2 separate regions of the Mus musculus genome follow, and region 2 is linked to region 1. Evidence: chromatin loops called from intact Hi-C (ENCODE). Cell type or tissue: left cerebral cortex. All regions are shown on one strand. Links, peaks and the distances in the headings refer to the core of each region. The heading gives the core; the rest is flanking DNA.

What was found. Peaks named below come from ENCODE experiments on the same cell type or tissue, not always from the same donor. Only the 100,000 strongest peaks of a DNase experiment are listed, where the experiment ranks them.
Region 2: a loop joins it to region 1, with 3 times the contacts of the local background. A loop is called at or near these places in 6 of 42 quality-filtered maps.

What each region holds. Positions count from the first base shown.
Region 1 is chr1:107,473,648-107,476,567 of GRCm38, forward strand. No RefSeq gene overlaps it. Among named protein-coding and RNA genes, the nearest start is that of Gm24553, 35 kb to the left of the region's middle. In left cerebral cortex, for the core only: no CTCF peak of the experiment used is centred there; no DNase peak of the experiment used is centred there.
Region 2 is chr1:107,133,705-107,136,624 of GRCm38, forward strand. No RefSeq gene overlaps it. Among named protein-coding and RNA genes, the nearest start is that of Serpinb3b, 26 kb to the right of the region's middle. In left cerebral cortex, for the core only: no CTCF peak of the experiment used is centred there; no DNase peak of the experiment used is centred there.

The DNA.
Region 1 (2,920 bases), core at 295-2,794:
GCTAGGACCCTGATTCAGGTCCTTTGAAAAAACAAGAAGTAATCTTTACTGAGCCACCACTTCTCCATTATTTATTTTAATTTGTCACATACCTGAATCATTACAAGAGTAAATGAAAGAATCCTGGAGTGATGGAAAACATCTGTAGTTCCAGGGGTGCAGAGGCAGGAAGATTGAGAACTCTAGGCCAGCCTTGAGCATATATTAAAACACCAAAACCAAATCCAACTCAACCCAATCAAATCAAACCACTAAGTATCAAACCAAATCAAACAAAACCAAATAAATAGATAAATAAGTAAATAGTTTAAAATATAGAAAACAAACAAATTAAACAAACCATAACCAAAGTAGAAAGCACACTGATAAAATCAGAAAGTTGATAAGCAGGATCCGCTCTCGGGGTGGAAAAAACCCAGCACCATCCACAGAGTCCAGCCTCCAACCCTACAGCGAAGAGTTCCATTGCTAAGGGGAGCTTGGCTCCCTTACCCAGCCATCATTACTCAGGAAATGTGGAGGCTGCCCCAGGCTGGTTCTGTACAGTCCTGTCCTGGCAGAGGTATGCTGAATCTCTGTTTTAAGAAAATGTTGGCAAAAGATGAAAATAAAATTTTGACATGAGATGTTATGAATTAATCTTTTTGATCTTCACATTTAAAAACTGACAAGGGGTGATGTAGAAAATATGCCAAAAATAATGAATAGAACATTAAATTGAACCCATAACGTTCCCACCTGGAGCTCTTTCAGATTGAAATACTTTAGAGACCAAAGGATCTGGAGAAAACCTTTCTAGTACATTTTTTTCTTTCCTGAATAACTAAGCGATCACAGCAAGAGAGAGGTAGGGTACAATACAGTCAGGACACAGTAGTAAAGTTTCCCTCTGGGATGGGTATTCTACTTAAGATGCTTTCATCATACTTCTCAATGATCAATCACCTTGTCTCATGAAGATGGCCATCACTCTACCTCATAATCAGAAAGATTGGGGAGAAAGATCATGATGCGTCTGAATAAACTGTGCATTTCTCCTGAGTAACATATTCTTATTGAGTCTATGTCAGAAAAAGAGGAGATTATTTGTGTGTGTGAGATATGTTTTGGCTTTCTTAGTCTCTAGTTACATCACCATGCACAGAAGTGAAGACTTTCTAAAGACCCAGCTATTTATTTATTTATTTATTTACATTCCAAATGTTGACCCCCTTTCCAGTCTAGAGGTGATACCTTCAGGTTTCATCTCCCTGTATTGGGCATTTGGGCTAAAGCCATCTCCATTGAGTCCTGTGGACCTCTTACATCCCAGGTCTCTGGGACTTTCTAGCAGCCTCTGTTCTCCCTCCCCCACAACTGTTCTCCCTCCCCCACAACTGCATATTTTCATTCATTCTCTTGGCCCTCTGGGCTTCTTTCCCATACCTGATCCTGCCAGAATCCTTTTGGATGATGCTGGCTTGTGTATTCCTTCTTCTTTTTTCTTTTTCTTTTTCTTTTTCTTTTTCTTTTTCTTTTTCTTTTTCTTTTTCTTTTTCTTTTTCTTTTTCTTTTTCTTTTTCTTTTTCTTTTTCTTTTTCTTTTTCTTTTTCTTTTTCTTTTCTTTTTCTTTTTCTTTTTCTTTTTCTTTTTCTTTTTCTTTTTCTTTTTCTTTTTCTTTTTCCCTTTCTCTTTTTCTTTCTTTTCTTTCTTTCTTTCTTTCTTTCTTTTTCTTCTTTTTTTCTTTCTTTTTTTTGTTTTTTTGTTTTTTGTTTTTTGTTTTTTGATACAGGATTTCTCTGTGTAGTCCTGGATGTCCTGGAACTTACTCTGTAGACCAAGCTGGCCTTGAACTCAGAAATCCACCTGCCTCTGCCTCCCAAGTGCTGGGATTAAAGGCATTTGCCACTTGTTAAGACAGTTGTACTATTTCTGATTTTTTTAACTGTAGGTATTTAGAGCTATAAGCAAGACAGCCATTGATTTACTAAATCAGAATAATCCCTACCAACAACCTAAAAATGTTTCTTCTCACACCCACAGATATATATAATGATCACCCTCACCATGAAAAATTCTCTTTTCAATAGAGACCACAGCAATCAAAATGCAGAGTTGTGGAGCCCAGTCCCTTTGGCTTCATCTTCAAAACACTTCCTCACATAAGGCTTAAGGATCACTGCAGGAGATGGCGCACAAAGATTGTAAGAGCCAGAGGATCATGTAGTTTGTTTGTTGAGATTGTGTCTCCTAGCAATGTCAGAAGCTACATCTATAAAGTCTCAACAACATGACTGCCCAAACATGAACTGAACAAGAATGAGAACAGGGGACATACGAAGGGAGATGGGGAAAAGTCTACAAGACTACATAAAGAACTATAGGAAACTGCATAAAGCTGGAGGAGAATCAGGGTCTTCCCTAGGGAAGAGCACACCAATTGGTTGTCTATTGCTAAATGGTCAGCCCTAAATGCCTTCATAAAATAACATTATATGAATTCAACAGATTATAGCAATATCTATGCATGTAACAACAACTAGTGAGAGAAGACCATTAATTTGTTGGAGAGAAAAGAAGGGTATATGAAAGTGTTTGAAGGGAACAAAGTTAAAGAGAGATATTGTAATTAAATTATAATTTCAAAAAGAAAAGGAAAAAGAAAAATGTTTGTTTGCTGGAAGATAGACAAATAGAAGAATAGAGACCAGAATCTTAAAATGTTTCTGTTGTGGGGAGAGCAAAAGGCAAAAGGACTTAATATTAGTAAACACCAACAGTTTCTGAGAATTAAATACTGCACTCAGGCTTCATGAAGTAAATGTTTAAACTCAAAAAAGACACATAGCACAAAACAAATGTCTCTGTTCTGAAAGAATATCCTTTTTCCAGTGTACTTTCTCTGCGGGCTTTTGTTAGAGACCCATGAAGGCTGTTCACC
Region 2 (2,920 bases), core at 179-2,678, 340 kb before region 1:
AGCCCTCATTACTAGAAGTTGTTGTTATGGCCACTTTCACAGATTCCAAGGCTTTCTCACTGCACCAGGTCTCCACATATCCCCTAAATGCACCCAAATCTAGTCATCTCTCCCAGCACTCTCTCCATCCAACATTTCTACTTGATCCTGAAAGAAAATTAAAATTCAAGGTCCATGACTCATGCAGCTTGCTAGTTAGGAGGACTTTTTGGGCCTAGAGCAAAGAACAAGGCTGTAAAGTCATCCCAGGAAACAAATAGCCATTGAGATAAGAAAGATGCACAAGGACAATCTCTAGACAAACTCAGATGAGTAATGGGCCACCTGCTGATATGGTTTGAGCTTAGCCAGATGTCCTGTTGACCAACATAAACACCCTCCCTTTAGAGTTACTATCACATACTGCTCACTGATGTTTAAACTGCCCATTTGTGTGTAGCTGTACAAATTCTTCCCCTACCCCCACTCTTTTCCTATATAAACCCCTAACTTTTGAGCCTCGAGGTAGATGACCTCTGTCTCCTGTGTGAGATACGTGTTGGCCAGGAGCTCCATCATTAAACCACCTTGTGTGTTTGCATCAAGACAGTCTCTCGTGATTCTTTGGGTGCACGCCTACTTGGGACATGAGTGGGGATTTCCCACTAGGTTCTTTCAATCCTTCTTGGCCCAGTTCATCCTCAAAATTTATTCTATTTTCTTTTAGGAAGATCCATGCACCGTTCCCCCTGCCCCCTATTTGATAGGTACCATCTCTCAGCTGTGGATTGTAGCCTGATTCTCCTTTACTTAACAGCTAATGATCATTTATGAGTGACCATGTGTCATGTTTGTCTTTCTGGGCCTGGCTTACCTCACTCAGGATGATTTTTTTCTAGTTCCATCCATTTGCCTGAAAATTATCGAATTTTATTGATTCTTTGTTAATTTCACATCACACACCACAATTACATTAATCTCCTGTCCTTCCATACCCACCCTCTGACTTTTCAACCTCCCCAACCACCAGAGAGAAAAAAATCTCTGGAAAATGTAGTGTGTCATAATGTGTCTTATAGTATACCTCTTTGTCCATATTTTTTTTACTTGCTAATGTTCACTGCAATGAGTCATTTTGTGGTTCAAGGCTTATGGCTTCCACTACATTATCAGTACTGGATTTTTATTGGGACATTTTCAGCTATTCTGTTATTGCCCTGTGTCATGTAGGTCCTGAGGTTTGGATCTATAGGACTGGACTCTTCACATGCTTCAGAAGTTGACCAATTGGGCAGAAGTTGGGGTGGGCCAACTCAAAGTCCTGATTCAGGGCCTGGGTGGTAAGTGACCTGGTCAGCCAGCCAGCTTTCCCATACCCACACCACTAGGGAAAGCTCTTCAGCACTGTTTCAACTAGCATTCCCAGTGCTACAGCCAACAAGAAGGAAATGCTCTCCCATTCTCATGCTCTCAGGCTGACTCACCTGTCCACCTGCCAGCAGGACCAGGACCAGGTGCAGATCCAAATTTCTGAAGCTGGAAAGGGGCAGAGCACAGCTCTGAGGCATCAAAATGACCCTAGGCAGTAGCCCAGACCAAGGCCATCTACCTGGCCTTTGTTGGTAACAGACCCCCAATGCTGCAGGGCCATAGATTCAGCCATGGTGGTAACATGCACCAAAACCTTACCATTTCCTTAGGGTGCATCACTGGCTATTCACACCAAGCTGTTATAACCTCAAGCATCCAGTTCTGCCTCTCTTCATTGTTCCCACATCTCTCTGCTTCTCTTTATTTTCCATTTCTCTACCACATGTTTGTTCATCTTAGTTGAGCCCGAGGCTTCTGTGTATCTGGGGTATTCTCAGGAGTGCCAAGACCTGCCAGCTTTCACAGGTGTCACTGGGCAGGCATCAACTCAAAGATGATATGCCCAGGCTTGTGGCACCAGTCTGGGGGTTGTCTTGGGAGAGGTCTGCCTGCACAAGCCAACTGGTGCTGGACTGGGGCATATCCTAGGCTTACTCTTCCTGCCTGTGATGCTTGGCTTGGGCTTGGGTTCCCATCACTTAATTTCAAAGGATTATTCATTTATATTAAACAATCATTGAGCAATGAATGGGAGAAATAGTGTACAAGGCACGAATATGAAAGACTTGTGATTAAACTGTTCAAGCTCACAGAACTGGCCCACAGATAGTTTTATCTCTTATTGCCCAAATGTGTTTTATAATTGGATATTACACCAACATAAATATGTAGATTATATGAAGACAAATGCTTTTTAGAGGTGCCCTTTGTTAAATATTAATATAGAATATCAAACTGCAAAGTAAATGAAGAAATCTCGAATCTTCAGAATTCTGAATTATTTATATTTTTATTTTTATTAGGTATTTTCCTCATTTACACTTCCAATGCTATCCCAAAAGTCCTCCATACCCACCCCCCTACTTCCCTACCCACCCACTTCCCCTTTTTGGCCCTGGCGTTCCCCTGTACTGGGGCATATAAAGTTTGCAAGTCCAATGGGCCTCTCTTTCCAGTGATGGCCGACTAGGCCATCCTTTGATACATATGCATCTAGAGACAAGAGCTCCGGGGTACTGGTTAGTTCATATTGTTGTTCCACCTATAGGGTTGCAGTTCCCTTCAGTTCCTTGGGTGCTTTCTCTAGCTCCTCCATTGGGGGCCCTGTGATCCATTCAATAGCTGACTGTGAGCATTCACTTCTGTGTTTGCTAGGCCCCGGCATAGTCTCACAAGAGACAGCTATATCTGGGTCCTTTCAGCAAAATCTTGCTCGTGTATGCAATGGTGTCAGCGTTTGGAAGCTGATTATGGTATGTATCCCTGGATATGGCAATCACTAGATGGTCCATCAGAATAGGTTCTCACACAGTCTCACCCACAGCTTTGGTAGAGCCACTGTTTTACAACA